Linked DNA regions of Mus musculus: region 2 is linked to region 1. Evidence: chromatin loops called from intact Hi-C (ENCODE). Cell type or tissue: gastrocnemius. All regions are shown on one strand. Links, peaks and the distances in the headings refer to the core of each region. The heading gives the core; the rest is flanking DNA. Region 1 holds the start of Gm26761 (a long non-coding RNA gene). Region 2 holds the start of LOC115490263 (a small nuclear RNA gene).

Region 1 (16,448 bases), core at 3,570-11,569:
AGCTTCCTCGGCCTCTCTGCATGCAGCACGAGGCTGCCTTCCTGTTCAGGTGCCCGTGAAGCCGCAGACTTGAATTTTGGAACTTTGAAGGAGAGCGCATAGGGCGTCATACGTGAAGAACCATCTAACACATGGCTCGTGGGCACGGAGGCTGGTGGAATCTTAGATTCATTTCTTCACTCGGGGAGTATGCCTTACTCCCCTGCGCCAACCCCTAGCTTCACAATACCCCTTGATATTGAACCACATTTCCAACCTTCAGACAAAGGCTTTTGAATATGAATATTCAGGTTGGAGAGATGGCTCAGAGGTTAAGAGCACTGACTGCTCTTCCAGAAAGGTCCTGAGTTCAACTCCCAGCAACCACATGATGGCTCACAACCATCTGTAATGGGATCTGATGCCTTCTTCTGGTGTGTCTGAAGACAGCTACAGTGTACCCATAGAAATGAAACAAATAAATCTTTCTTTTAAAAAAAAGTCTTCTTGTCAAAAATAAGTTCATTTCTGTTTAATTAAAAAAAAAAAAAAAAAAAAAAGCCGGGCGGTGGTGGCGCACGCCTTTAATCCCAGCACTTGGGAGGCAGAGGCAGGTGGATTTCTAAGTTTGAAGCCAGCCTGGTCTACACAGAGAAACTCTGTCTCAAATAAAATAAAATTTAATTAAATTTAATTAAATTTAAAAATAAATAAATACAGTAAAGACCCCTATTTGTTTTTTAGAAAAGATAAATATTCATTTATTTATTCCTTCATGCTCTCCCTCCACTCACTTTGTGCATACAAAACATAAATGTGTGTAACATTCAACTCCACTGCATTACTTGACCTGTGGGAAGACTGAAGAAAGGACTGATCAGAATTTTCGGGGAGGGGGAACTGCAGAGATGGCTCAGCGGTTAAGAGTACTAACTGCTCTTCCAAAGGTCCTGAGTTCAATTCCCAGCAACCACATGGTGGCTCACAACCATCTGTAATGGAATCTGATACCCTTTTCTGGTGTGTCTGAAGACAGCTACAGTGTATTTAAAAAAAAAAAAAAACTTAAAATTTTTTTTTCTGGGACTGGAGAGAGAGAGTTCAATGGCTAAAGGCATCTCCTGCCAATTCTAATAACCAGGGTCCACAGGGTAGAAGGACAGAACTGACTCCAAATTCTCAGAAATCCCCATACCACTGTGACATGACCAACACACACACCCACTTTCACCTTCTCACAGTGAGTATAAATGCACAATACACACACACACACACACACACACACACACACACACACACACACACATGTGCGCGCGCGCGGCAGCAGGTAAATCCCTTGGCACTCTTCTGATTTTATTTGCTGAATCCTGGATGCTTAACATAGAAGACTGAGGGAAGGGTACCAAGCATGCATGCCTGGTCAAAGCAGGCATGAGTGGATGGTTGTTGTGTCTTGAAAAATTCCAGCACAAGAGTAACTCCACCCTTCCTTCTGCCCCTTAAGAAGCAAAACAAAATAACAACGGAATAAATAAAACTAACCAATCCTGGCTTACACAACCTTAGCTTACCAATTAAAAATTGGTTCAGACATCAATTCCTTCGAGAGCTATCAATAGCTTCAGCAGGCTGCTGGCTCTTTTTTGCATCTCTGGTCCGCGTCTTCTCTCTCTATTCCCCATCTTTCCACTCCCAGATTGCCCTTGCCTCCCTCGCACTCACAAGTGGACACATAGTGGACACAGACTATAGTCTTGCATAGGTCTCTGTGAGCATTTATTAAACTTGAGCTTAATCCTCCTGTAGGCATTAGGAGGAGGCCTTTGGACACAGAGAATGGTTGGTTTCCTGAAGCAATACCTTGGGAATTTGTCTTGGGATCTGAGGGGGTGATATCCGAAGTTGTTATGTAGATCCTGATCTTAGGGAAATTGCTGGAAGCCTCTAGTATGCACAGGAAGCTTGGGCTCTTGGCCCAATCGGCTCAGAGTCTAAATATTTGGAAGACGAATACTTGGAAATACATTTAAACATTTAAAGCATTTTATTTGTTTTTGCAGTGATTCTCATTGTGAGTGTGATACGATCCTTCAGCAAGGCTGTAGCTGCTGCAGATGCAAGCCCGGGCACAGGCTCCAGCTCAGGGCTTGGAGGGGAGCCAGAGGCGCATGGCTATTGGCTAATGCCCACACCCGGGGTTGTTACTCCCATCCCTTGCCTTCAACACCTGCATCTGAAAGTCATACTAAGGGTCTGAACCAACTCGGCAGTAAAACTGGGAATGGACCACACACACACACACACACACACACACACACACACACACACACCATTTTTCATACCAATCATTACATTACACATTCTGTCAGTGCTGAATGTGTCCTGTTGTCACCAGTTGTCCTCCCAAAATGTCCTGTGGTCACTCTTTCTCTCTGACCAACCAGGTGACACACTTTTCAGCAAGTAGATGTTAAGAGGATGTAAACTAACATGAATGCATTAGGTTATGTAAAACATAATTAGGGAGAGAAGCAGCCCGCATGTTTACAGGACTCAAGCAATGGAATTTTCCACATTCTTTTAATATCTACTTGCACTGTAGGACTTAAATAATATGAACTGTTGACCTGGACTGATCACATTATCTAGATAGTAGCCAAATATCTCCTTTGCCTACTTTGCTGTATCATACATGGGAGTGGGTATTTGGCTTCATTTCTGAAGTTTGTAGAAAGGGGTGGGGCAGGCAGATGGGCTGAGGTGACTGTGGGTGTGCACCTGGCCTTGGTAATTGCTGTGGTACTGAGGTGTCTCAGACAACAATGATAATAACCATCTCTATAGAATTGGGGCTGCAGTCTCAACAGTAAAAATTATATTAAACTGGGCTTCATGCCCAGACTACCGGCTTCAAATAAACAATGTGAGGAAAACATTTTTTTTTTGGGAGGAGCTAAATCAAGCGCTCAGGAAGCCAAGGGAGACAGAGAGGTGCTCCAGTCAAGGAGAAACACTCCCCCCTGCTCACAACACGCCACCCAACATTTGCATGATCAAGTCAATTGACTTGAAAGTCTAACCAGAATCCCATTGACTGTCCCTTGCGCAACCCCTCCTATTGTCAGGCTGCTCAGGGACCTTCTTACTGCTTCCCAAGCCGAGTGGAGCTTGCAAGCGTAATTTCCCAGCCCTCTGGGTTGAAGGCTCCTGGTAGAACAGTGCATGTCAGTGTCTCTCCCAGCACGGCTGTGTGACGTAGATGAATGCGGGACAGGCCATCTGCTGTTGAAGAGGGTGACAGACAGAGTCTGCTCCATTGTGGCAGATGACTCCCCCAGTGCTGGCCAGCTGGCTTAGAGTAGACCAAATTGGACAAGGTAACTGATGTCCAGCAACTCTCTGAGGGAACTCTCTTCTATGTTTGTATTTATCTCTGCTTTCAGACACACACAGACACACACGCACACACACACACACACACACACACACACACACACACACACACACACACACACACTTTTCAAAATGAGAAAGTGTATTCTATTGACAGAGCAAGAGCAGAGACCATGGATAGCTCCGGGCTATGGAAGAATTGGTGGCACTGCGGACCCTGCGGCTAGCTAATGGTTTATCTCTTAATCCCAGCACTCGGGAGATAGAGGCAGGTGGATTTCTGAGTTTGAGGCTAGCCTGGTCTACAAAGTGAGTTCCAGGACAGCCAGGGCTACACAGAGAAACCCTGTCTCAAAAAAAAAAAAAAAAAAAAAAAAAAAAAAAAAAAAAAAAACCAAAACCAAAACCAAAACAACAAAACAAAAAACCCAAAAATACCCCAAACAAACAAACAAACAAACAAACAAAAGAGCTAACTGGATCATGGTTTTACCCTCTCCCCTCCTCCTCTCTCTAATTCTAGAATTTTCACAATGAACATCTAAGACACTTGTCATGCAAATCTTCCAGTTTGGGGACTTTTCTGTTTTTGTTTTTTCTTTCTCTTCTCAGTATTGGATAAGGAACCTAAGGCCTTGAACAAAAGGGGCAAATGTCCTACCAGAGTTCTAGATGTGTCTTCAGGAGGCAGAATCTCACTAAGTAGCTTAAGTTAGCCTTGGACTTGCTTCATAGTCTAGGCTGGTCTTTAATTTTTAATCTTTCAGCCTCTGTCCCCTGAGGGCTGCAGTTTTCAGTGTGTGCTACCATGCCTAGCTGTTCCTAGGACCATCTGGCTCAAGACTTGACTCTTTTCCCTTCCAGGTCTCTAGACTGAGGACCTGTCCTTGCAGGCTCCAGCAGCCTTCAGACTTGTCAGCTGGTTTCCGGGTGGGTCTAGCCAGTGTGAAGCCCAGGACCTGGAGAGCAGCAGGAAGGGAACGGGCATTTCCCCTCTTCCTTTGTGCAGGGGTGGGATCCTTGGCAGCTTCTGTGGCTCTTCTATGAGCTCTCACCAGCCCACACGATTCCAGCTTCCTGTGAGCGATGCCAGCCCCTGGGCTCTCGTCCCATGGCTTCCCCTCTTTGTCCCTCCCTCCTAGGAGTGGCAGCGACTTCCTGCTGTGGCTAGTCTCAGGATTGCTTCATCCCCTCTTGTTTGCCTTCTGGGTTTCTTTTCATCTCCCTGCATTAAATTTCCTCTGTTTTAAATATTCAGAGCGGCTTCTGTCTTCCTGGTTGGGCTCTCACACAAAGAAACAAAAATGTACTTAAAACAAAGGCGAAGGCGGCCAAAGAATTCAGGGGAACAGGAGTTGAGAAGAAATGGAAGAAACAGGATTTCACAGAGCCTGGCAGAACACTGGATATCCAGCAGCCGGAAGGAGTTCTGTTTCGAGGCATGCATATTCAAATACAGATACTTTCCTTGAGGTCATCAGCTCCCGAAGTAAAGGCGAACCATATGCTAGATAAAGGAAAGAAGAGCAGGAGAAAGGTTTTGGGTCCTAAGACACAAGTGCCAGTCCACGGCTCGTAGTGGATGCTGTGGATGGCTACAGGCTCCGTTCTACCCCGTCCCTCACGGCAGAGCAGCTGTGTTTACATGGGACTGGTCCTGCCTTCAGCTTCTGGGTTGTGGCCTTGATTGGCCCTGGTCATGGGCTCACATGTGGACATGTAGGTCCGTGCCACTCAGTGTGTGCCATCCCCCTGACCCTCGGTAAAATGAAAGCGAAGAGGTAATGCCCCTTCAGAAATTAACTTTCAGTGGCCACCTTTCCTGTTTGTTTTTGAGACAAGGTCTCAAGTGGATACCTAAAGGGGACCTTGGCTTCTGATCCTCTCACTTTTGTCTCAGAGCGCTGGGATTACACGTCATCACCGCACCTCATTTACATGGTGCTGAGGGTTTAACCCAGGGCTTCATGCATGCCAGGTAAACTGTTACCAACTGAGCTACTTCCCTAGCCTCGCTTATTGCTTCTAATTAAAAATCAAACAAGCAGACAAACAACAACAACAACAATGAAACCCCACAAAACAAAACAAGATAAAAACACTAAAAATTAAAAGCTGGCATAAAAATAAAGGCCAATGGGAGACAAACAATGTAGAACAGAGACGGCTTTCTGGTCAACCTGTGCCTGAATCCCGCCCCACCAACAGACTCTTCCTGTTACTTGAACATCTACATTCCTTTTGCCATTTAGTATCATTTGATATGAATTTTGATTCTCTCCACAGAAGATATACAACAATGTGATTTATTGGCTGTGTGTCTTTGGGTCAGTCACTTAATCTTTCTGATCCTCAGATTAGTTATCTAAAGGAATAGGAGGAAATTGTTTTGTAGACTTGTTTGAGGGGTGCTCAATATGAAAATGCTCTCTGTACACTGTAAGCTATTATTTGAATATTCTTATGACTGCATGCGCACTATATTTCAAGTGTTAATGTGGTCCAGTACACACTCCCCCTACCAAAAAAGTGTGCCAACTCTCATGAATGCAATTCTGTTAGATCCACCTCAATGCCGGATTGTGAGTGTCTAAGATGGGGCACCAGCTGCCATTATTCCTGTATGGACAGTTCTAAGTAGTTTATGTTTGAAGTCCCAGGGCCATCTATCTAATCTTGAAAAGGTTTATTTTAAACCCCCTGTCAAGTGGAGGTGACTGGCTAACTCTCCGTGTGACACTCACACATTTCCTTGTAAAAGTGTGTGGTTTGCGCTGCCACCTGGAGCTGCTTCGGAAAGTGGGTGTGTCACATTCCTCTCCCTGCATGAAAGTTCAGGTGTGTCCAGAAAAGACCTGCTGGCCAGCTCTGCCCTCGAAGCTGCTCAGAGTTTCTGCTCAGAAGTGGCTTGAGAGCCTGAGAGAGGCACGTAGGTATGAACTTTTCAAAGGGTATAGCTGAACTTTTCAGCTGGGTTTGTCATGCAGCTCAGTTGATAGAATACTTAACCAGCACGAACACAGCTCTGGGTTTGATTGGCTGTGCTGAGTAAACCAGGCGTGGTGGGATGAGCCTGACACTCCATCACTTAGAAGGTGGAGACAGGAGGATTAGAAGTTCAAGATTATCCGTGGTTGTATAGTAGGTTTGAGACCAGCCAGCGCTATATGAGATCCTAAGTCTAAAACAAAACAAAAATCAAAGAGCAGCAAAGGACACCTTGGGAAGTAAAAGGATATTTAACTTTGTTAAAGACCAGCATCCCACTGTAGTAATAGAATATTAAAGGTAACCATTTGTCTTAGGGTTTCTATTGCAACAAAAACCCACCATGACCAAATAGCAAGTTGGGGAGGGAAGGGCTTATTTGGGTTACACTACCACATTTGCTGTTCATCACTGAAGGAAGTCAGGACAGGAATTCAAGCCATGGAGAGATGCTGCTTTCTGGCTTGCTTCCCATGGCTTGCTCCACCTGCTTTCTTACAGAATCCAGGACCACGTGCTCAGGGATGGTACAACCCCCAATGGACTGGATCCTCTCCCACTGATCACTAATTGAGAAATTGCCTTATAGCTGGATCTCATGGAGGCCTTTCCTCAACTGAAGTTCCTTTCTCTCTGATGACTAGGTAGTGTCAAGTTGACACACAAAACCAGTCAGTATGCCATTTATCCAGCTTGATAAGTTCTCAAAGCACAAAGAAGTATCATGTGCACATTTCTTCTAATCACTGGGGTATCTCACACAGGCCTGGAGCTGGGGTTGCTGATGGTGGTCTATTAGGGCAGACAGAAGATGATGGAATGGAGAGCTTGATCTCTTCCATCCAATGACTGTGTGTGTGTGTGTGTGTTTGTTTGTGTAAAACTGTTAGAGATTATTTACATTGTGAATTTCTAAGTCATATCCTGCTACGGTTCCACCCAGAGGGATAGGGCTTAAATCTGAACTTTGCTAAGAAGATTGGCAAAAAATGCATAGGTAGTCCTTAGAGAAACTGTGTGTTCACCCTCGTCAGTCACACAGCTGTCCACCTTTGTCCTTTCATTTCTGTCTCCAGCTAGAACATCAGGCTCGGCTCAACTCTGCCTCCACAGGACCTAGTGTAGCTCTCTGTGAGAGTTCAGGTAAGTATATCAGGGCCTCCTGGCAAAGCCCATATCTTGAGGCCATGGTGAGGCCAGGAACAGTCATGGGCCAGGTAGTCAGCACAAGAATTGGCTGGGCCAGAGTGCAGAAGTTCAGGGCCAAATCATGTTGGAGATGGACGTTGCATCGAGGGAGTGGTCAATAGCACTTTGGTCTCAGGACACAATGTTGAAAGAGGATCTTGTTCCATCAAAGCAGTGGGGAGGAAGGTGAACAGCAGGCCCATCTAGGGAGGGGCTCATGCACAAGGAAGGAGGAAGGAGGGGGCCAGGGACTATAAAAGGGACCAGGAAGCACTTGGCTTTGTAACAAGCACTGAACTAGAGAAAAGGGCAACATGGTCCCTAGTCTCACCTGACTGCTTCAGAGCAGAGCAGTTGCCAAGTTTGTCTGCAAACGAGATTTACCTGGAACAACACTTTTGAAATCATCGTGTCTCAATTGAGAGTTACTGAATACGACAGTGGGTATGTGTGGAGAATTTTCAAAATCCTTTTGTAACAGGAATTTTGGCATGCTTCCCCCATACCCCAATGCTAGAGCATGATCTGATCACACACACACACACACACACACACACACACACACACACACACACACACTATGTGATTACAGTGAGTGACTGAGGCCCACCCTGATTCAAAAAGAATCATTTCTTGATGGAATGTGCAAGCTTTGTGTGCAGAAGTAGGGCGAAACTACTGTTACCACTTGTGGAAGATACAGTCTAACTATAATGGGCCATTATGATATTAGAGCTTCATTGTTATCATTTAGAAGTATGTGTGGCAAATTTTCTTTTTTAAACCCTTTTTGTTTCAGAGCCAGAGTCAAACTAAGCCTGAAAGTACAATATATTGATGCTGAACATAAAACAAGCCAGACAAGATGTTGACTGTTGTTGAAGCAGGACGGGGAGTTGGTTGCTTCCTAACATTCTTTAATTTGTGTGTGCCTGCCGTTTTCCTACATGGAGGATGGAGGGTCTGTTCTGGCTGCTGACAGATGATGGTCTTCATGCCCAGCATATGTGGGTGAGACCGAGTCCTGAAGCTAGCTGGGAAAGCTAGCCCAACAATCTCAAGGCTTAGAGCTTCCTTCCCTCTTAGAGTCTCAGTTCCCTGAAGGTACCTTCCCGTATCTCACAGCCATGGCGTACCCCTCTTCTGACCTGAGACACAGCCTTGCTGGTCTGCATCTTAGCACAGAGGAAAGAGGGAAAAACCTGCCAGCTGGGTCACCAGGTTAGTGGGTTAATTACTTCTCTGGTTGTAACAAAAATGCCCGCCCAAAGCAACTTCAGAAAAGAAGGGTTGATTTGGGCCTGTAGTTTAAAGGTCCAGTTCATCGTGTAAGAATGGCCTGGGGTGGCTGGTCCAAGCCAAGGTATAAAAACAGACAGCTGACAGGAAGTGAGGCTGGACTATCAAACCTCGAGGCCCTCTTCTATTGGACACATTTCCTCCAGTGAGGTTCTATCTCCTAAAGATTCCACAACTTTCCAAAAATCACTCCTCCATTTGGGGACCAAGTGTTCAAAATCATGAGCCTAAAGGAACAGTTCGTATCCAAACCACAACAGCTGGGTTCTCATGGTCTCCAAGCGGCCCCACAGCTCCTCCATGTTCTTTGCAAGTCACCTCTGGGTTTGGCTCTCAGGTCTTTCCTGGATCTGATGGAGAATAAAGTTTTGTTGTTGTTGTTGTTATTTGTTTGTTTGTTTTGTAAGCCTGTTTTTCTCTGCTTTCTCTATTTCAGGGATTACTAGGGATTTTTGATCTGATCACCACACACCCACATGGTATACAGACTCAACCTTCCCAAGAGAACTAATTTTGTTGAATCTTTAGAGATGGTGGTTATACCCACTCAACCATTTTGATTCAATATTATGTTTCTGCAAGGCATTACAGTCAAGCAAGTATACCCCTATACACATGTGTGTGTGTCAGTGTGACTGTATGCTGCTTGTGTGGGAGGGCCAGTGGAGGCCTGGTGGTGGTGCTAGGAGCTAAACTCAGGTCCTCTGGAAGAGAAAGAAGCACTCCTAACCACTGAGCAATCCCTCCAGCCCACAGTGCATCTCTAATTTTCCACTTTGCTTTATGAATATAGTTATCCAGGTGTGACAATACACACCTTTAATCCTAGCACCTGGGACTCGATTCAGTTGCTGGCATCTGAGGGCTACAGAAGCCCCTCCAAGGAACCTGAGAGATCCAGGGAAGTTTAGAGTGGAGATGCAGATGAACGCGTAGAGTGCACTGCATTTCCGGAATAACTAAAAAAGGCAGGTTTTGTTGGAAGATGCTTTTAAAAAGTGGTTTCATATAACTGGAGAAAAAAAAGATGGTGCAACAGAGTCCCCCGCAGCAGAGAAAAGCACAACTAGAAAGAAACGAAGCAGCAGGGATAGGCATGTGAGCATGGGACACACAGAGAAGCATGCTGTTATGGAATGGGGCTTGTCCACGGGACGACAGGACCGTGATGAAGCCCCGGCTGCTGTGGCTTATATAGCCCTCCCTGCTGGGCAGAGGAGAGCATGGACCTCCGCGCTGCCTGTGGGCTGCAGACACGAAGGTGATGCCCGGGGTCCTGGCAGGGCGCCAAGGGCAGGATGGTGGACAGCAGGCTGTAGCTTGAGTAGGCCCTGTTCCCGGACATGCTACCCAACTGCATCATCACCCTGACTCTGAGCAACAAAAAGTTGTACTGAGATGAAGAACGGTTCATTTTCTGGATCAAGCCTCCTCAAAAGACCCTCCTAGGAGACACGGACCATGCTGCCGCCAGAGACCATGTTGATGTCTGTGATTTGTGTTACCACTGGAGGCCGTGTTCATGTCCGCGATCTAGGCTATCACCAGAAACCTTGTTGAAGTCCTGTGGTCTGTGTTTCCGGAGACCATGTTGAGGTCTGTGCTCTGTGCTGCTGCTGGAGGCCAGGTTGATGTCAGTAAATCCATGCTGCCTCCAGAAACCATATTGAAGTTCATGTTCTGTGCAGCTGCCAGCTGGTAGCCCCCTACCTGGACCCCTCGCCAGAAAAAAAGAAAAAAAAGGAGAAAAAAATTATGATAAAGATGCTGAAGTGCAGCTCTTCTCAGCTGATGGCTTCCAGCAGGGGTGGGAAAAGGCGTGGAAAGTTCTCAGTTATCTTTAGGGGGCTAGCCATTGAGAGTCTGACCATGTTCCCATGAGTATTTGTGCAACACAAATTAAAGCTGGTGAAATTTTATTTGGGTGGGGGGAGGTGAGGGGCAAAGAGGGTATGATCTGGGTGAATTGTTTGAAATTCCCAAACACTTAATGAAAATATTATGTTAGGGGAAAAAAATCCTAACACTTAGGAGGCAAAGACAGGTACTTTGTGGTGTTTGAGATCAACTTAGCTCTGTGTTTCAAGTGGGGAAAATGTAATTAGAACATATTTATTTTCCATTGTATTAAAAACTATGTTATGATCATGACAATTGATTAATGTGTCCCATTTTCTTTAGTATAAATTTTATCTTACTTTACTTCTTGAGACAGGCTCTCATGTAGCACAGATTGGCCTCAGAGTCACTATGTAGCCAAGAATGACCTTGAATTTTTGATCCTCCTGCCGCCACCTCCCGAGTGTTGGGGTTATAGTCCTGGGTCACCACACTCAGTTGGTGCTCACAATCTAAGCCAGCACTCCACTAGGCAAGCGTGGAGTGAGCCACACTGAGCCACACTCCAGAGACTTGAATCTTGTGTATATGTGGTCAGTTCCGATCTCTAAACATCGACATTGAGAGCACTCCCAGGTTTTTGTGTTTAGGCATATTCACTGGATATCTTGCTTTGCTATTTACTTATTTGCTTTTGTTTCCTTGGAATGACTTCCAAGTTGAGAATTACAGCGAAAGGGCATGGCATATAAATTGACTATTGACGGCCACCGTCAGGTTTATTTAGAAATAATTCCCTCCTGGCTGTGGTCTCCTTCCCATCCCACAATTTCAGCGTGTCCACTTCATCTCTCCTCTAATTACTGGAACCGCTTTCATCTTCCCTGACTTGAAGACAGCTAATGACAGCCCATTCTCTTCATGCCCTCCCATTATTTTTTCCAAATGAGCTTCCTTCAAAATCACTGGACTGAATAAGAAGGCAGGCGGCACCGAAAGAAAGAAAAACCTGTAAGTAAGTCCTTGAAACCTTTAAAACTTCACCCCCCCCCAAAAAAAAGTCCGAGAGATCTAAATGCTATGTATGTAATTAGTGAGTGAGCTTATTTAAGAAATCAAATGACTCAGAAGTATATGAAAGAATTAAAATTAGCCTCTTTTTGTGTTCATGGTGTCCTTATCTCTTCAATGGCAAAATATTTTGTGCATGTATATATATGGCTTTCAAAAAACCTTTAGGGATTCACACTGACACGAGCAGTCTAGCAGCAAGGTGTATAGCCCACTGGGTTGACTGTTCTGTTTGTGCCGATATTCTATCTTACCACAGTGCTCTTACCTTGAATGAAACCAGAGTGGAGTCCTTCCCGTAGGAGAAGATTGAAGCCTTAAGCAGGTTTTTCCTGCCCCATCTTCTTCATTTTCTATCGAATAGAAATAATTCCATCCCAGGTTGGTTCGTTACTCTTTACCTAGAGGATTGTACTGGAAAGCAATTACTTGTTTGATTTTTAATTCATAAATAATTATTAGTTAATTGTTTTGTTTCCCAGGGGTTTGTGCCTGCCACGCTCCTCTGTTCCATTCTGCTGACTTGCTTTCTCAACTGACTCTCTCAGAAAGGGTGAGGAGGACAAACAATCTGAATTCTTCCCCAGTCAAGAAAGTGTCCTGTTCTCACGTTCAGGTGCTGCTTCTATCTTAGCCCAATTTGTGCTGCTACCGTGGAATGCCTGAGGCTGCGTACTTTATCAGGAAAAGGGGTTTATTTGGCTCATGGGTCTGGTGGCTGGACGGTCCAAATAGCATGATGCTGTCACCCCGCTGAGAACTTCCTGGCAGAGAAGAATAAGGAAACAGTTCCTTGCACAAGCGTTACAAACATGTAAAAGCAGGAAATGAAGCCAAGGAGGGGCCAGGAGACTAAGCCACTCCTATCAGACTTGACCAGCTCCCCGAGATAACATTCACTATGTGTGAGGGTAGAGCCCTATGATCTAATTACCTTTCCGTAGACCCCATCAACTAAAGGTCTCATCAGCCTGATACTGCTGCACAGGACCAAGCCTGTGAACTTCTGGAGAATAAATCATACCCACGTTATGACAGCTGGGAATAGGATTTGAAGTTTACAATTCTTTTATCTCAAGTGGGATTGTGGTAGTGCATGTCTTCAATCCTAGCATTCAGGAGGCAGAGGCCGGCAGATCTCTGAGTTCAAGGCCAGCCAGGACTACATCAAGAAACCCACCTTGTTTTGAAAAAAGCAAGCAAGCAAACAAACCAACCAAATAAATAAAAAACATTTTATCTTAAAATACTTTAATCTTTTTTTTTCTGTGCGTGAGTTGTTGGGGTTCAGGAAGGAATCGCCATAGAAACTACTCCGATACCAATCTCAGTTAATCAGGGCTGGTTTATTGAACACACACCCCAACACTGATCAAGCAGGGTCACAGGCTACAGTAGAGAGCTAGACTGGATCTTGGACATTTCTCAGGACCAGCTTATAAAGGATTCCTTCCCCTGCCCCCCCCCTCCCCCAAATAACCTAAAAAACACAATGAGCTCATATATAGCACGGCAGGGTGGTCAGCCCTGACTCAAGTTATTTTGGCTAGTTAGACAGAACAGTTCTAAATGACCTTTATTCTGATTGGTCTGAGTGGAGCTTGTAGTTGTGGAATTTCTTAAGATTAACATACAGAACACAACAGGGTATGTGGGTCAGCATGACCCTGCTCTGAGTCAAGGTATTTTTCCGAAGCAATAACTGGCAGGCATGAAACAAAATGGCTACAGCTATGCGGGGGGGGGGGGGGGGGGGTAGGCCTCAACAGAGATTTTACTTGTATGTGTGTGTGTACAGCACATGTGTGCAGTGCCCACGGAGGAGAGCCGAGGGCATCAGACCCCCTTGTAATTGGAGTTACAGATGATTGTGAGCACTCCATGTGGGTGCTGAGGATTGAACCCAGGCCCTCTGAACATGCAACAAATACTCTCAACTATATGAACACACACATACAAACACACACACACGCACACACTAGTGGAGGATTTTCCTTAAGAACCCACAACTTCTTCCCGTCTTTCTCCCTGTCTGTCTCTATGAACAGTAGATGCTCTAAGAGGGAGCTTCCTTCCTTCTGTCTCTGTACCAGGGGTTTCCTGGGCACACACCGTGGTTGACCAGAGATTAGGAACGAGGAATAGATAACGCAACGGCCACGGCTTCTACCCACAAGGAGATCGCATTAAAGTGGGACTGAGAGGTGAGACTGTAAACAAATGAACGAGCAAACACTAGAAGAAAACAGAAAGAAATTGTTGCCATGCTAGAGCGGGAGAAACTTGGTGTGCAGCCCCCTAATGATAAGGAGATACTTAGAAATGCCGAGACTGTCTTTCTTTTAAATTATGATGGACAGATCACGTTAAGTTGAAGACTTAGGACTATCTTCAGATCTGGGCATTTTCCATTTTCTCCATGATATATATGGCTTTATGCTTCTTAGGACTTATTGGTAGCCCCTGTGATTATACATGAATATTGAATAGAAATCTCCACGGTGAGTTTGTGTCTTGGTTTACCTTTTGTATTTCTAACTTATCTTTCTGTTGTTGTTGGTTTTGGAGATCACGTTCTTTAGATAGCCAAGGATGGCCTTGAACTTCTGCGCATCCTTCCTCCACCCCTCTAGTTCTGGGATTACAGACACAGGCGCAGCTACCATGCACAGTTTATATGGTGCTGGGGATCGAACCCAGGGCCTCATTTATGCTGGGCAAGCATTCTACTGACTCAGCTACGTCTCAATCCCCACCTAGTCTCACTCTGTAACCTAGGATGGCCTGGGATTTACTATGTAATCCAGGTTGGCCTCAAACTGTCAACAGTCTGCTTGCCTCAGCCTGTGAAGTCCTGGGACTCTATATGTGGGCCACTACATATTACTCTTGTATTTAGTTCACTAGGCCTCATCTAATTTGTGAGAATACCTGGCCAAGTAGGCTTTTGACCTTTGAAAGCTCAATTTTGCTGTTTTTTTTTTTTTTTTTTAAGATCTAGGGTGTGTTTTTCTTCATTTTCTTTCGTTCTCTTTGTTGATCTTCGTAAAGTTCTGAAGCTTATCTCTGAACACCATAAATGCAACTGTTTTCTACTCTATGTGTTTCATCTCTTCCTATCAGGAGTCTTTGTGGACCTGCTGCTGATGTCTGCTTTTTCTGCTGATTCTTGTCAGGAGGTTTTGTCCTTTCCATGTTCACGGCCTGTCTCTCTCCTCTCCTCTCCTCTCCTCTCCTCTCCTCTCCTCTCCTCTCCTCTCCTCTCCTCTCCTCTCCTCTCCTCTCCTCTCCTCTCCTCTCCTCTCCTCTCCTCTCCTCCCCTCCCCTCCCCTCCCCTCCCCTCCCCTCCCCTCCCCTCCCCTCCCCTCCCCTCCCCTCCCCTCCCCCATTCTCTCTCTTTCTGTCTCTCTTTGTCTCTCCCTCTCTCCCCCTCTCCCTCTTGTTCCCATCCATGCTTGACTGTATCCCAAACATCTAAGAGAGGCCTGAAATGACGTCACCTCTCCCTCAGACAAGTTTCATTTGCCTGTCCATCATCACATCAGTATCTTCGGCAACGTGGGAACACTGAATGAGAGGCAAGTAGAGCAAACCTTCTAAGCACAGCCTGGTGGAAATTGGAGTATTCTTGGACTATGGAACCTGGACTGTCTCTGGGTGAAGGCCCTTTTACCTTGAGGATCCTGACTCAAGGCAGATTTGGGAGTGTTTTATCTTCTCTGAGCTAATCTTATCCTCCTGGATTCTAATTGTATCTCTTATCTTTGAGAGAAAATGAGCAGTAAACAGCCTCTCACCCTTTCTTCCTTGTTGACAAATATCCCCACCACAAAAGCGCCCTGTGTGTTAGCCTTGCTTGGGTTCTTGAATTCTGGACAGGCCCCTCAAGTCTCACTCTTGCGCGGTCTGCACAGGCTTTCTCTGACAAGTCTTGTTTAGAAAGAGATTTCCTCTGTGTCCCACATAAGGATCACAAACATCTCTGACTAATATGGTCAGCTTTTAAATAGCCAAGGATGGCATGTGTGCCCTCCACCCCAGCCGGGAAGGGCTTTTTAAAGGTCCGTGACATGAATGGTTTTGAAGTGACTTACACACCACCAAGGCCCACCATTGTGCTTTGCTAAGGAACTGCCAGTCCTGCTCAGACTGATAGAGAAAAGCAGCAGACTTTTGCCTTATACAGCTCTGCAGAGCCCTAAATGAAGCCACGGGAAATAGTGATAGAGCTCTTACCGAGCATGCACTAAAGAAGGCGTTCCGCCTCTGTGCATGCCAAGAGAGGGTTCAACCCCTCTGCGCGCAGGTTGAAATGAGGGTATTCCCCCAGTTTGTGCAGGTAAGGAGGGGGCTCCACCTTTTACAGAAGATAGGAAGCCTACAGAGCTCTTTCAACAAACCCAGACTGATACTTGCAAAGTATTCAGAATAACCTTGTATTTTGGCTCAGAAGGACTTCAAAGAACAGAGAGATATTACCTCATAGAACTCCTGCTGTTCTTTCGGTCACATATGCGAACACATTTGATTTAGTTACTATGTAGAAAAAAAAAAGGAATAAGTGATCCTGTCCTGTTGATGAATACTAATTACTGTAATTAATCACTAGTACTGTGTTTAATTACATCAGCACATTTTTTGTTAATTTTATTATTTAAATAACTTAGTCAATTAAGTCATTATGCAGTTAC
Region 2 (16,448 bases), core at 4,612-12,611, 160 kb before region 1:
CATCAGATCCCATTACAGACGGTTGTGAGCCACCATGTGGTTGCTGGGAATTGAACTCAGGACCTCTGGAAAGAGCAGTCAGTGCTCTTTACCACTGAGCCAGCCCCCCCTCCCCCGCCTCCCCCCCCCCCTATTCATTTTGGGACCTTGGTGAAATGGCTGGAGATTCTAATGTGACATGTAGCATTTCTTCCATCCAAGCTTTGGACTGAGCCTGGATCCATCTAGGATCAAGTGACCAGAGACCTTCAACCATCCATGAGAATGTTATTTTGGAGACTGTAGAAGCTCTGGTAGGGTTTTGGGGAGAGATGAGTCTGACCTGGGAGCCAGGAAGCCACTCTCTATCCTCTAACTAACTCACTGGATGAGATATCCACCCGGAATAAGATCCAAGGGAGAGACAGAAATCCACTCCATAGTTTTATTGTAAAGACCACCGGCCATATATCCAGATGATGTTCCAACTGGTAATAAGAACACATGCTCCACTATGTTTATAGCAGCCTTATTTATAATAGCCAGAAGCTGGAAAGAACCCAGATGCCCCTCAACAGAGGAATGGATATAGAAAATGTGCTACATTTACACAATGGAGTATTACTCAGCTATTAAAAACAATGAATTTATGAAATTCCTAGCCAAATGGATGGATCTGGAGGGCATCATCCTGAGTGAGGTAACCCAATCACAAAAGAACTCACATGGTATACACTCACTGATAAGTGGATATTAGCCCAGAAACTTAGAATACCCAAGAAGATACAATTTACAAAACACATGAAACTCAAGAAGAAGGAAGACCAAAGTGTGGACACTTCCCCCCTTTTTAGAATTGGAAACAAAACCCCCATGGAAGGAGTTATAGAGACAAAGTTTGGAGCTGAGATGAAAGGATGGACCATCCAGAGACTGCCCCACCCGGGGGTCCACCCCATAATCAGCCACCAAACGCAAACATTATTGCATACGCCAGCAAGATTTTGCTGAAAGGACCCTGATATAGCTGTCTCTTGTGAGGCTATGCCGGGGCCTAGCAAACACAGAAGTGGATGCTCACAGTCAGCTATTGGATGGAACACAGGGCCCCCAATGGAGGAGCTAGAAAAAGTACCCAAGGAGCTGAAGGGGTCTGCAACCCTATAGGTGGAACAACAATATGAACTAACTAGGACCCCTAGATCTCATGTCTCTAGCTGCATATGTATCAGAAGATAGTCTAGTCTGCCATCATTGGAAGAGAGGCTCCTTGGTCTTGCAAACTTTATATGCCCCAGTACAGGGGAACGCCAGGGCCAAGAAGTGGGAGTGAGTGGGTGTGTGTGGGGGGAGGGTATGGGGGACTTTTGGGATAGCACTGGAAAGGTAAATGAAGAAAATACCTAATAAAAATTAAAAAAAAAAAAAAAGACCTTCATCCTAGCTGCCTAGAAGCCAGTCTTCTTTCGGGATAGCATTTGAAATGTAAATGAAGTAAATACCTAATAAAAAAATTGGAAAAATAAATAAATAAAAGGGCCACCGGCTTAGGACAGGTCTGGAACAGGGAAGCTTCTGTAGAGACCAAGCCATTCACCCTCCCCAGGTATGGCTCAGACGTGTCCAAACTTCAAGCCCATGACCCACATGTACCCAGGATATGCGGGTCATATGTATGAATGCAGCCCAGCTCAAAATCTTAGTTACTTCAAGCATTCTAAGATCATTTACAATTAAAAAACAAAACAAAAAAAAAAATCAACTCTATTGTGTGGTTCTGGAGGCAGCGCAATCCCTGGGGTACTTGGCACCCCAGACTTTCTGGGGTTAGAGAAACACTGCAAGACCGTGTGAAGTTCCCATGTCAACTTTTTAGGGCTCCATGTTCACCCACACCCACAGCCATTGTCACCCAAAGGTTTTAAGCCCTATGTAAATGTTGATCACACAAATCTGTCTTCCCGGGCCTGACTGTCTGAGCGCTGTCTGGGGGTGCTCCAAGTTGCTACTTTGGATTCAAGCCAAAAAAGACCGAGTCGGTTGCATGAGAAAACAGATGGTCTACGACTGTAACAGCAACAAGGCTGGGAGTGAATCCCAGCTTTGAGGGCTTTCGTTTTGGGGATTTCTCTATCTGGAGAAGATATAAAATACAGAAAAGCACAGTTCTTGGTGCGTCCTGCAAGTGAGGTCTTACAGGGACCTCCAGTGTGGGATGGATGTTCCCGGAACAATAAGAGTGTGGAGAGTGACCCAGAGGCCTGGTGATGGGATTGAAGGTGGGCTAGCCTGGCTTTAGGGTCTTGTTGTAGGTGTAGGAGAAGCAGGTGTCGGACTTGAGGGACCTTCCAGACCTTGGCAAGATTGCGCAATGGTTTGAAGGAAACAAACTGGATGCCCCGCCAGTTCCCAGAACAGTCTGAGAAGCTCTGTGAGGACCTCGGACTCTTGTGGTTAGAGAGAGACTTCCGGACGAAGGCTTGGGCCTGGGAGTAGGAGTTTGAACTAGAGCTTGCTCCACCCCCACCCCACCCTGCTTCCAGGTATTACAGGGAGAACCAGAGGGCAAAGTCCAAACGGAGCTGAAGCATGAAGAAACGCTTTAGGAATCCACAGCCAGAAAGCATCCACTGTTTCAATTAGCTTCAGTTTGATTCGATCGGACAGCTATTCCTAAATGGGTACTGTGTGCCAAGTGCAGGGCTGGAATATAGCAACGAGGAGACAGACAGACCCTGCCACATGTTAGATTTCTAACTTACAGGGAGAGACAGACGAAAACACAAGTATGTTGCTATTTAGTTTTCAACAGTCCTGTGCGCCACGGGACAGCTGTGACATTGCCTCTAGGGACAGAGCTGCTTTGTGGCTCCCACCCCATCCGTGGATCTGCTGGCCCCAGAAGCAAAGTGGTAGCCAGTTAGCCACTGGCTCCTCAGCCCCTCCCTATACTTACTGCTTCCTCCAGCTCAGCGGTGATTTTGAAAGCTGGTTTTTTTTCTCTCTCTCTCAATCGAACCTGGTTTTTCCAGTTTCTCTTGGCAGAAACTCTGGTCTGCATCCTACACAGAAGTAGAAATCTCCTCTTTCACTTTCATGTATTTCTTTCTTGTTTGGTTGTGTGTGTGTTATTGTTATGTGTGTGTGGTGTATGTGTGTGTGTTGCTGCTATGTGTGTGTTGTTGTTGCTGCTGCTGTTGTTTTAAGACACAATTGCACATGAATGTAATATCTTTACACAAGATTTTAAAAGTACTTGGGACCACAAGAATCCTCCTTGCCCTTGCTTCCTTGAGTTCTCACTGCTGCGACTCTCTCCCAGGCCGTGTCATCCGTGACTGCCCTGTTCCTCTCTTGGAACTTTGGTAGCTAGGGAGAAAGGAGGCGGCTTAACCTGGTGGGTGAACTTGGCAGCAAGCTGAGGGCAAGCTCAGCTTAAACTTTCACTTTCTTGCTATCTGCAAGAAACACCAACCCTCCTCTGTGCATGCACCCCTCCCCCACGTGGCTAGCAGTAAGTGAAGGACTTCTTCAGCTTTCCCCACTGGTTACCTCTTTTAGCTGGAGAAAATTTTATGCAGCCCTGGATATACAAATATATAAAATAAGGATACAATCTAAACATGGACAGAAAATTAATCATAAAGAAATGTATTTTAAAGCAATTATTTGGTCTGTGTGTCATTTTGCCACTTGTTAAAGATGAGTGTAATCCTTTCCATCAGCAAGATGCATGCACTTACTTATTTTTACATAAATAATTAAATCTTGGCTGAATATTTGATGCTGCAAAACATAAACTATCTTTGACATTTTTTAAATCGGTTGATATTTTGATTTATAGCCATTAATGCCAAGAATTCCGCCCCCCCCCTTTGCATGCATATATACTATAAAAATGGAATACGTATGTTTAGGATCATCTTAGAAACTGTTGGAAACATCTTTCCTAACTCCGAGTCAAAATTCACTTAGTGATTTTTAAATAGAACCCAAGCCAGCGACTCAAATGACAATTTTAAAAATCAAATACTTTGGGCCAGTGAGACGGCTCAGTGTCTGACTGCCTGAGTAAGATTCTCTGGATTCACAAGGTAGAAGGAGAAAGCTGGTGCCTGCAAGTTGTTCTCTGACCCAGAATATGCTAGCGGCACATGCATACTCACCTACCACCACACATCCCATTCCTCCCCCATCCCAATGTGCGGTCCTGTTAGTCTATTCTAGACAGGGACTCACTGTGTAGCCCCCTGATGACCTGAAACTCACTAAGTAGGTATCTTAGTGTTTCTATTGCTGTAAAGTGATGACATGACCTTGGTAACTGTTACAAAGGAAAACAAGTCATTGGGGTTGGCCTACAGTTCAGAGATCTAGTCTATTATTGTCATGGTGGAGGGCATAGCAGTCCAAGGGGAATAGTTGAAAGTTCAGCATTTGGATTGACAGACAGCAGGAAGAGAGAGAGAGACAGAGAGACAGGGAGAGACAGAGACAGAGACAGAGACAGACAGACACACACACACACACACAGAGAGAGAGAGAGAAAGAGAGAGAGAGAGAGAGAGAGAGAGAGAGAGAGAGAGAGAGAGAGAGAGAGAGAGACTGGGCCTGGCTTGAGCATTTGAAACCTTAAAGCCAACCACCAGTGAAATATTTCCTCCAACAAGGCCATATCTCCTAATAGTGCTATCCCTATGAGCTCATGGTAGGCTATTTTCATTCAAACCACCCAGGCTGGCCTTAAACTCACAGGAATCCTCCTGCTTCTGTCTCTCAAGTCCTGGGATCTAAGGCAAGTGCCACCATGACAGACCCAATAATATATATATTATTTTAAAATTAAAGTCAAACATTCTAATATAATCTAAAAATGCACTAACTTGATACTTACTGAGGAACGATAGTGCAAATATATTTTAAAAGTCTTTGCTTTCTGTAATTAAGCTTTTATGTTTCCATAAGAACAGAAATCTTCATACACACAATTAAAATAGTGCAGTTCCTGATATGGATAACATACAGTAGTCTCCACTCTGAGCCAAGCTGTTTCAGTGACTGCTCACTGCCATGTGTGGCTACACTGTATTGGCAGTACACAGCATACACAGTGTATGTTCAGAGCCGAGGCTGTGAGGTCAGATGACAACAAAAGCAAGGGGAATCAGAAACAGGTCAGGTTCTCTGTGTGTTCGATTTTTCTGTTAAGTTTTTGGTCCTTGAACATCCAAAAGCCTTTTATTCCCATCCCTACATTCAGTCACACCTCTCCAAGTGGGATCACACTACAGTGTAAGAAGCTATGAATTAGAAGGATGCTGGACTTTCCACTAAACACGTTCACTACAATATCCTTTTCCAGCAAAAAATGGGGATGTTTTGGCAATATCAAGAATATGGAAAGGCAAAGGATAGGAGAATGTGGCACCTCAAATGTGCAACTTTGGTGTAAGTAAGGACTACCCTGTTGTGGATTTAGTCTAAAGCTACATGTATTGTGTTAATTGGTCTCCCAAATTACACAAGAATCCTCATGTCTGCATGTAAGACACTGAAGGACCCTGACCCCAGTTGGTTTTGATTGGTAAATAAAGTTGCCGGTGGCCGTTGACTGGGCAAGGAGACAGTGACAGGATTTTAGGATTCCTGGGCAAGGGACTGAGGAAGGAACAGGAAGGAGAGCCGCCATGCTGGGAAAGGAGTAGAGACCAGGTCTGAGAGACATCGTACATAGACCACAGCAAGCACAGTCTATGTAGGTGTTTTGGAATTCAGCCCGAGAGGGTTGAAGGTCTGGGTCCAGGACAGCCAAGATGAAATATGCGTTTTAGTAATAATTCAAGAATATTGGAGGGGAGTATGTGACTGGAACATGGAAGTTTGGAAGTAGCCCAGCCACTGACCTGTTTAAGGCATATTAAAATATAAGGCTGCATGTGTGTGTCTTTCCTTTGAGAACCCGGAACATCGGGGAGGGTATCGAGGAGTGCTGCCACCCGGGATTGATTTGAATAGCATTATTTGAGTACTGCTACCCTACCCAAGTGAAAGCTTAATTGGAAAAAGCAGATGCAAGGCAAGCCACCCTTGCTCCTTGTTTGGATAATAGCATGACATACATCTGTGTTGTGATCACCAATAGTCATAGAAACTTAGCAGAAGTGGCGCAAGAAGACTCCGTGTGATGAGTTTTCCTGGCTTGTTTGTCCCATCCATTAATCTTCTTCTTAGCTGCCTTCCCACAATTGCTACTCTAGTCTTGTCCTTTCCTTTCGCTGGAATTTACTGCTTTTTTTCTCCCACCTTGTAGTGCTGAGGCTGGTTGGTCAGCATCTGAGCTATGTCATGGCTCTATTTTCTCTTAAACGATAGAACCAGAAAGATGGCTCATTGGGTAAAGTGTTGGCCAGAGAGGCTGATGACTCCAGGTTTATTACAGGAATATCTTACTCCTTGTTACCAACTTCTGTCTTAGTCAATATTCTATTGCTGTGATCAAGGCAACTTATAAAGGAAACTGTTCACTTTGGGGCATACAGGTTCAGGGTATTAGAATCCATGACTATCATGTCAGGGATCATGTCAGCAGGCAGGCTGGAAGGCAAGGTGCTGGAGCAACAGCTGAGAACTCACATCTTAATCCACAAGCACAAGGCAGAAGGGGAGAGAGAGAGAGAGAACTTGGAATGGCATGGGAGTTTGAAACCTCAAAGCCAGCCGCCCAGTAACAAACAAATAAGTCTTTGGGGGGCCATTCTCATTTAAACAACCATAGTTGCCAACCAAGAACCTAAGGGGGCAGAAGAAAAGAGATTTTTGACTGCTATATAAAGATGTATAAGGAAGAAGTTAGAAGGCCAGGTTGGGTGATGAATGTATTCAATCCAGTCACTCGGCAGAGGCAGAGGCAGAGGCAGAGGCAGAGGCAGAGGCAGAGGCAGAGGCAGAGGCAGAGGCAGAGGCAGAGGCAGAGGCAGAGGCAGAGGCAGAGGCAGAGGCAGAGGCAGAGGCAGAGGCAGAGGCAGAGGCAGAGGCAGAGGCAGAGGCAGAGGCAGAGGCAGAGGCAGAGGCAGAGGCAGAGGGTGGATCTCTTTGAGTTCAGGCCAACTTGGTCTACATAGCAAGTTCCAGGCCCATCAAAACTACAGAGTAAAACCTTGTATATTAAAAAAAAAAAAAAAAAAAAAAAAAAAAAAGCCAGGCATGGTGGCGCAAGCCTTTAATCCCAGCGCTCGGGAGGCAGAGGCAGGCGGATTTCTGAGTTCGAGGCCAGCCTGGCCTACAAAGTGAGTTCCAGGACAGTCAGGGCTATACAGAGAAACCCTGTCTTGAAAACAACAACAACAGCAAAAGCAAACAAACAAACAAACAAAAAGGAAGGAAGGAAGGAAGGAAGGAAGGAAGGAAGGAAGGAAGGAAGGAAGGGTGAACTAAAGCAGCTAAATCAACACATCACCATATCTACCACACCCTTAGCAATGTGCTCAAAAGCCTGTCTTGTATCTATACTCTAGGAAGAATGGATTGGCTTAAACTATGAAGTCTGGGTCTCCTACTCTTCCTCATTGGAGTAGACTGGATTTCATCAGGAGAACCTGATGGGCCTTAGTCAGTTGGTTTGGCTCAGTTTGCATCAGATCCATCAAACGAAGAAATGTACACATTAAATTCTTATAAATACTGTCAAGACTCTCTGAAAGGCCTATTACAAGTGTTTGGGGAATGCAAAAAAAGTGGGTTAGTGGTTAAGTAGCTGTTCTTCCAGAGGTCCTGAGTTTAATTCCCAGCACCTACATAGTGGCTCTTAACCATCTATAATGGTATCTGATTGCCCCTTACCATCTAAGATGGTATGGATATGATTGCCCCTTCTGGTGTGCATGAAAATAGAGCACTCATATACATAAAATACATAAATAAATCTGAAAAACAAAAAAACCAAAACCAAAACCAAAACAAAACCGAAAGTGTTTGAGAATGCCTTTTCTTATAGCCACTCTCTTAGGTCACTTTCTTAAAAAGATTTTTGCACAGACATACTTTCACTTTTAGTTATGTATATGTGTGTGTCCCTGTAGGGGTATGTGTATGTGAGTGCAGATGCCTATAGAGGCCAGGAGCCTCAGATCAATGGGAGTTGCAGGTAGTTGTGAGCTGTCTAACATGGGTGCTAGGAATCAAACTCAGGTCCTGTGGAAGAGCAGGAAGCAGTCTTAACAGCGAAATATTTTCTCCAGCCACCTACCAAGGATCAGCCTTGACTTGGAGAGGGGTTCTGGGAGAAGGGGTGTCTGGGAGCAGTGAAAAGACTGACTCAAAGGCAAATTGTGGGGCACAAGCTGACAACCTGTGTTCTGTTCAAGATGGCTCCCTAGACAGCTCTCTATAGATAGTTCTTGGCTCTGTAGTCTGCCAGAGACAGCTCTCTGTTTGAGACAGCTCTCTCTTACTGGAAATAAATGCTCTCTGGATAGGTCATGGGTTTTCTGATAAAGTCAGAAAAACTGCTAGGGAAAAAAAAAATCTTGTATTTTCTGACCAAGTCAAAAATCCTGTTAGAAAAAGTCTAAATTCTTGAGTTTTCCTATCAAAATCAGATAAAATTCTAGAAAAAAATTTGAGAGCTATGTTAGCTCTCAAAGCAGTGTTCCCTCTGGACAGCTGTTAGAAAACATTCTAAAAGATCTGTGTTAGCTCTCTGAGTAATTCTTGGGATTTCCAAGCAAGGTCAGAAACCCTGTAAGAAAAATTCTAAAAGAGCTATGAAAAATTCTAAGAGTTGTGTTCACTCTCCATGGATTTTATGACCAAAATCGGAAATCCTGTAATTTTTTTTTTTTTTCTAAAAGAGCTGAGTTTGTTCTCCATAGATCTTCAGTTAGCTCAACTCTTGCTAGGGAAAAACAAAACAAATCAAAAACCTCTAAAAGAATTTATTGTGCTATTGTTCTCTGTTAGCCCATCTCATGCAGACCAAAAGTCCAGTCTTTTATTTGCATATCAATTCAGTCATTTACTCTAGGTTTCTTCTTGACCATCCCACAAATCAGCATTCCATGACCCCACTCTCTTGATTCTTAGAAAAAGACAGCAAGCCCTTTTTTTTTTTTAACATTGCAAAAGAATTCAGAGATCTTCCTGCCTTTGTTAAGCACAGACAATAAGCTAGCTGAGTGGGACCCTGCTCTGAAATTACATTCCTACTATATCTGGGCCTGGACCTAAACTCCCTCTCTCCTAGGCTGATCTTGAACTCAGGAATCTGCCTGCCTTTGTAAGTACAAACAAAAACTTAGCTGGATGGGATTTTGCCCTTTGATCACTGCTCCCTAAATCTTTCTATCTCCTTCTTTAGGATCTTTCTAACAAGCTGGGTCATAGTGTAACTGGTTCCTTTAGATCTATGAAGCTCCTGATGCAATTCATATTGCATCCTTATATTTTGTATAGTTGAGAAATTATATATCTTTGAACTCATGTTTTCAGAGTTCTTTCCCACAGCCTTAAGGGCTGTCTTGGCGGTCTCACCATTTACCATTTTTGCTAAGGACCTTAAACACATCTTTCCTTCCTGGACTTATGTTGTCTCTGATTATCATGGAGTCATTGACCTTGGAGAGGACATTCCCCTAAAGGAGGAATAGAGTAAAATTATATATATATATATATATATATATATATATATATATATATATATATATATATATACACACACACACACACACACACACACACAAACAAGCTTCAAACCCACAACAACCATCACGGAGGCCCACACCCTGCTGGCTCTATTCCAGGGGTGGGAAGCATATCATGCCATCCCTGCCATGGTCAATTTGGACTCAGCAGCCAACCCTACCCCACCTCTTTCATTTTTATCTTTTGCATGTCTTTGTCCATTCTGAAACCATAAGAGGTAAAATAGTGAAAATAACTATAATATATTGAGCAATGTACTGTGTAGCATTTTACAAACACCACTTCACTTAACCTTGATAATTCTATCAGCTAACTATGAGACAATCCAGGCAGAGAGGGTGGATCACTCAACTGAGAAAGACAAGATGAATGTGTGAACTAAGATCACTTATTCTGTCCTTAAGAACTAAGGCAGCAGATACAGACTTCATGAAAAGGGTTGTTTTTGAGTTTTGTGTGTGATTTTTAAAAATTGTTTTTATGTGTATATGTGTGCATTTGTGCACATATGTGCAAATCACCTTGAAGCAAAGAGAAGGAATTTGGATCCCCTGGAGCTAGAGTTATAGGAGGTGGTACACAGCCTCCTGTGGGTGCTAGGAACTGAAATTAGGTCCTCTGCAAGAGCAGCAATTGCTCTTAACTGCTTAGCCATTTCTTTATTCTCAGGCTCCATATTGTTTTAAGAATGCCATATGGGGGAGGGCATGATGGCAGACAGTTTTAATACTGGCACTTAGAAAGCCAAGGAAAGTAAATCCCCACCACTCTCTGTGTGTGTGTATGCGTGTGCGTGTGTGGGTGTGTCTGGGTGTCTGTGTGTCTGGGTGAACCAAGCAAGTGTTCAAAGGCAGTCAGATCTCTATGGTCTATGTGGTTAGACCCTATCTAAAGTGACAAATAAAATTTAAAAAATAAAATAAAGTATATGAGGGTCAAATAAAGTATATGAGGGTCATCAGGTAAAAGTTGTCATTACACAAGTCTGTGACCTGTGTTTAATCCCAGGAATGCGTGGTAGAAGGAGAGAACTGATTCCTACAACCTTGGGAAAGGTTGTCCTCTGACTTCAACAAGCACACATTCTGGAACACAGGGAGGAAACCAGTCATCTTCCAGTTTTCTCATAGCTAGTCTAGGGTTCCGGTAGGCAGATACCCAAGTTAATGTTTGCCCTCGTGATTCACAAGAAGATGTGTGTGTGTGTGTGTGTGTGTGTGTGTGTGTGTGTGTGTACCAAACATTGTGCATCTTATTTAAAACTAGTCAGAAATGAGCTTGCAGAGGGAGAAGCAGTCTGTGTGTTTTGGCTGGGGAAGGCAGTCAGCAAATCTGGGAAGGTGGTCTCGGCCGCTGTCATTTCTCAGTTTCTCAGAATGCCAAAAGAGCTTAACATATGACAGCTCACATGTCACCAGGGCAGCTCTAGAGACAATAAATTCAGAGACCTAGGATGTCTCCTCTGTTTCCTCCCTTCCTCTTCTATGGCCATGCTCCCATCTGCCTCCACCTCTTCCCTTTCCACTGTGGCTGGGAGACTTAGGCAGCAGCTGGATCTCTTTTGTGGGCCGAAGATCCATTTGGTTATCAGCCAGGTGTGCAGCCACATGGGGTCAGAGGTGGATTTCCTGGGAAGATGCTGAGCTTGCAACTTCATGGGTCTTTCCAAACCCTGGGAGGGGCTTCGCATTGCCCATGAACATTTAATGCTATTTTAACTACCCGCTCTTTCCTCTCTGACTTCCCTTTGTGTTAATAGGCCTGGAGCAGCTCTAGGCACTTTTGCAGGGTTCACCTAGAGGAATATTAACTAGGAAATGTCATTTAGCTTGGGCTAAGTAGGCTTTAGTCACATGTTTTGTGTCATTTCCAACGTGTATTTTGTCAGTTCATCCCAGAATGGGAACATAGCCAAGAATCTTTTTATTTCCCCCCCAAACTCCCTCTGCTGCTTGCACCTGACTAGAGAGGAAGCTGAAGGACCTAGAGTTGTATCACAATAAGAGTCAGTCCTGAGAGGATGAAATTTCAGAGTAAAAGTCCTCAGAAATCCTAATAACCACATGTCAGGTAACTAGGGACTGTGCATGAGGAACTACTATTGTGGGAATGTGCTTGCTTTGGAACTCCTTGTGTCGTTTGTTTAAATTTGTTCCTAATTCATCATCCATAGAGGTAACTGATCAATTATGTATGTACTCTTGTTTGATTTATTTTCCTTCCTCTTAACATTTTTTTCCCTCTCTCTTTTCCAGTGGGTTTTTTTTGGGGGGGGTGGGCATTCAAATACACTTTTCAAACACAGAAATGTAGGGCCTGGAGAGATGGCTTGGGATAAAAACAAGTACTGTTTTTGCAGAGGGGTTCAATTGCCCGTATCCACATCAGGCAGTTCATAACCACCTATGACTCCAATTCCAGGGGATACAATACCCTCTGGCCTACATGGACACCAGCCTACAGATTTAAATCAAGCAGACACACATGATCATATATACATATAAATCAACAAATGTCCTGTGGCACCTGGTCCATATGCACCAATAAAAAAGAAAGAAGGTTGGAAGTATGCAGGGTCAGAGGCTAGCCCGTTTATAGCATCGGCAGTCATCAGAGCCATAGAATCATAAGCGGGGCATTTGTTATCAGCTCTGGACCAAATAGAAGGCCTTTCCTGTTGAGAATTTACCCAGTGAAGTAATGCAACAAGAGCAATTATGCAAAAACCTGCTCTGCCTTTTCTTTTACCTTTGTTTCTTCTTTCTTTCTTTCTTTCTTTCTTTCTTCCTTCCTTCCTTCCTTCCTTCCTTCCTTCATCCCCCCCCTCTCTTTCTTTCTTTTGTGTGTGAGTGTATATGCCAAAGTGATCACGTGGAAGTCAAATGATAGCTTGCAGAAGTTGGTCCTCTCCTTCGGGATTGACCTCAGGTTGGCACACTTGGCAGTGTCTTAACTAGGATGAACCACCTTTCCATCCCTATATACTTCCTTTTAACAGAATCACAAGAAGTAGATTTTATCAGAATTTCTACAGAAACAAAGTATAAATTTACAGTCGTTCTACAAAGCATCTACTTATATATGATGTCAAACACTGAATTATCCAATGACAAAGAATTAAAAAAGAAATTTTAGGGCTAGTGAGGTGGCTCAGGAGGTAAAGGCATTTGCTGCTAAGATAGATAACTTGTGTTCAAACTCCAGGACTCTCATGGCAGTCAGAGAAAACCAACTCCCAAATGTTGTCCTCTGACCTCTCCATACATGGGTAGTGCCAGGTACAACTGTCTCTACACACGATAGCACGATAGATAGATAGATAGATAGATAGATAGATAGATAGATAGATAGATAGATAGATGATGAATACATAAATAATAGAAAGACAGACAGATAGATGAGTAAATGTTTTAAAGAAATGATAATTACCCAAATTAGGGGAAAGGCAACTTGTCTTTCTAGTCTCTGAGCAATATTATAATTATTCAGGAATGATGACTCATCCCACAAATCCCATCACTCTAGGAGGCTGAGGCAGAAGAATGGCATCAGGCTGCTGGCTTGAGCTACACAGCAAGACCTTGTGTTATCTCCCCTGCTGCTCAAAACAGCAACGAGACACAAACCATTGTGAGATACAAGAACTATGCAGGACAAAAAGAAAAAACGGGTCAACCTGAGCCTTTGTTCCCCAAATTTGACAGGCAGAGACAGGTAGATGTCTGTGAGTTGAAAGACAGCCTGGTGTATATAGTGAGTTCCAGAATAGCCAGGAGTATCTAGAGAAACCCTGATTCAACCCCTCCCCCCTCTTTCTGTCTTTCGCTTTCACACACACATACTCTGTCTCTCTTTCTCTCTCTCTCTCTCTCTCTCTCTCTCACACACACACACACACACACACACACACACACACACACTTTCTGTCTCTCTCTCTCTCTTACACACACATACACACACTGTCTCTCTGTCTGTCTCTACACACATACTCTGTCTCTGTCTGTCTCTGTCTTTCTCTCTGTCTCTGTCTCTCTCTCTGTCTCTCTGTCTCTCTGTCTCTCTCTCTCTCACACACACACACACACACACACACACACACACACACAAACACACACACACAAACACACACACACAAACACACACGTAGTGATAAACCAGCAGAATATATATAATCTGGTAGTTCCTTAAGAGACACGAAGAGACATCTCTAGATTTTCTACATTTAGCATAACTAATCAGTTGAAATATGCAGGTTATTTGGGATTTCTTTTCACAGTTGAAATGAACGTTGTAAATGCCTTTGAATTGATTTTGGTGTGGTATTTGTTAATCCTCCCATTCCCCATATGTAGTCTAGTCCCTCAGGGTGGGCAGCGTAAGGCAGCACAGAGCCTGGACCTGCTCCTGACTTGATTACACTGTACTTCCGAGACTGCCAGTGAGGCTGCCAGCCCAGCTTTCTTCCCCTCCACCCCCTCAGTAAAGTTGTCTTTCTTCTGGGATCCTTCTGAAACTGAGCAAGACAATCTCCAAGTTAATCCCAGTTGACCTGTCCCCCCCTCCCCCCCATGTACTGAATTCTTGTAAAATCAGTGATGATTTTTGCAGTGCCTGACAAGTCAAAGACCGGGAAGCATATTCAACTTGGTCTCCTTAAAGTTCGCATCTAGCCACTCGGTCGGTCACGCTATTCCTTACAAGGGAAGAGGCATCACAAGGAAACCAGCCACTCCTTTCTCATTCCACATACCCAGCTCAGCCCTGCTCAACCATTTGATGTTTATAAAAAGTGAGTTCCGATGAGTAAGGTTGAAAGCTTTTGTTTATTGAAAAGGAGATCGGCAAACTTAGGCTGGCTTGAGGATGTCACAGAACTTCAGGGTAGTGGAGGAAAGTGGCTGACAAAAATCAGGTAGCTGGCAGGAGACAGGACCAGATGAATGCTTTTCTAATGTTTTCTGGACTAGTTACTTTTCTCACAGGACTAAGATGGACTGCTGAAGATAGACTAATACAGCCCCACCTGGGTGACAGAGCACTCATTTTTTCTTTCTTTGTTAGTCCCTTTCTCCTATTTGCACGGATGCCCACTTTGAAGCTGAAAGTTTAAACTGTGATTTTTAATTATGTATGCATTTAAAAATAAAACATGTAGCTTTAATGCCCTTTTCTTCCTCTTTCTTCTGGATTCACTATGTACCGTGGCTGGCTTGGGACTCAGTATACCAGGCAGGCTTAGAATTCATAGAAGTCCACCTGCCTCTGCCTCCCAAGGGCTGGTATCGAACTCATATACACCAAACCCTTCTGGGTATTCTTTACATTTTTCTTCAATTTATTAAAAATATTTATTTTATATGTTTGAGGATATCTTAATTACTTTTCTATTACTGTGCTAAGACACCATGACCAAGGTAACTTATAGAAGAAAGAGTTATTGGGCTAAGGGTTTTTGAGGGTGAGTCTATGACCATCATGGCTGAAGCATGAGAGCAAGGAAGGCAGAAACAGCACTGAAGGAATGTAGGTGTACTAAGACAACAACTACGGGATGGGGGAGAGCAAGAGAGAGAAAGAGAGAGGGGGAGGGGGAGGGGAAGGGAGAGGAAGAGAGAGGGGGGAGGGGGAGGGGAAGGGAGAGGAAGAGAGAGAGAGAGAGAGAGAGAGAGAGAGAGAGAGAGAGAGAGAGAGAGAGATTGATTTAGGAATGGTGTGGGCTTTTGAAACTCAAAGCTCTCACCTCAATAACTCACTCTTCCAACAAGACCACACCTCTTAATCCTTCCCAAACAGTGCCACCAACTGAGGGCCAAGCCTTCAAGCACAGGAGCCTATGGAGGCCATTCTCATTCAAACTGCCAGGCTCTGTGTGGATAAAGGTACATGCCACCACCAAGGTGACAACTTGAGTTCCATTCGCAGAGCCAACGTGGTGGAAGGAGAGACTTGACTTCTTCATCTCACTTTGTGGCACATGGGGATTCCCAGACAAATCCACTAAAAGAGTTTGCATGTGAGTGACAGATTTCAGCCTTGGGAAGAAATATATCTTACCTAGAAATCAATAAAAGACACTTATATTGTCACAACTAAGTTTCAGCATTTTCCTTTAACGCCAGCCATCTGGCTTGACATATGATTATGGTAACAAAAACAGCCTATTCTCCAAATAGTGACCTGGTTTATGCATCATTTTTCACTAAGGGTCTTTTTTTTTTTTCCATTGGAGTCAGGGTATGTTCTGTCTAGTCTGTTCAGGTCTAACGATTCATTTGCCCCCACTACCCCAGTCTATCATTGAACAAAAATCCAGCTACATGGAAGCTGAGTGAAACATCACCAATTTTTATGAAAAAAAAAAAAAGAAACAAAAACAAAACCAAAACAACACAACAACAAAACAAACTGAAGGCAAATCAAATAGTAAACCTGGCAGCTAAACCAACTCAGGACACTTAGCACCTTTGTGACATTTCTGAGTCAGGACAAAGCACTTTCTCTCAATGACAGCTGCCTGAGATCTGAGAGGAAAGGGGACTTGGGGGTAAAGAAGAAACCGTTCTTTTCCTTCTCCCTCCCCCTCCCCTCCCCCTCCTCTTCCTCCTTCTGCTCCTCTTCCTTCTTCTTCTTTTGCAAAGAGGCTGTGGTCTGTCTGACATGCAAGCCTGGTGGGTGACCTGAGTCCCATCCCCAGAAGCCATTTAAAGGTAGAAGAAAAGAATTACTTCCATAGAACTGTCCTGTGACATGCACTGGGTACATCCCTCACC

Evidence for each region. A loop is a pair of places that touch in the nucleus more often than their neighbours do. Peaks named below come from ENCODE experiments on the same cell type or tissue, not always from the same donor. Only the 100,000 strongest peaks of a DNase experiment are listed, where the experiment ranks them.
Region 2: a loop joins it to region 1, with 2.1 times the contacts of the local background. A loop is called at or near these places in 2 of 42 quality-filtered maps.

What each region holds. Positions count from the first base shown.
Region 1 is chr5:64,689,973-64,706,420 of GRCm38, reverse strand. Gm26761 (a long non-coding RNA gene) reads left to right here and starts at 7,013. Exons shown (of 4, transcript XR_868446.2): 1 at 7,013-7,992; 2 at 9,284-11,697; 3 at 12,017-12,138; 4 at 12,240-12,988. In gastrocnemius, for the core only: no CTCF peak of the experiment used is centred there; DNase peaks (open chromatin) are centred at 4,438, 5,050, 6,840 and 10,123; H3K4me3 peaks cover 1,141 bases; H3K27ac peaks cover 1,859 bases.
Region 2 is chr5:64,848,034-64,864,481 of GRCm38, reverse strand. It overlaps LOC115490263 (a small nuclear RNA gene), which reads right to left and starts at 8,751; the gene lies at 8,689-8,751. In gastrocnemius, for the core only: no CTCF peak of the experiment used is centred there; no DNase peak of the experiment used is centred there.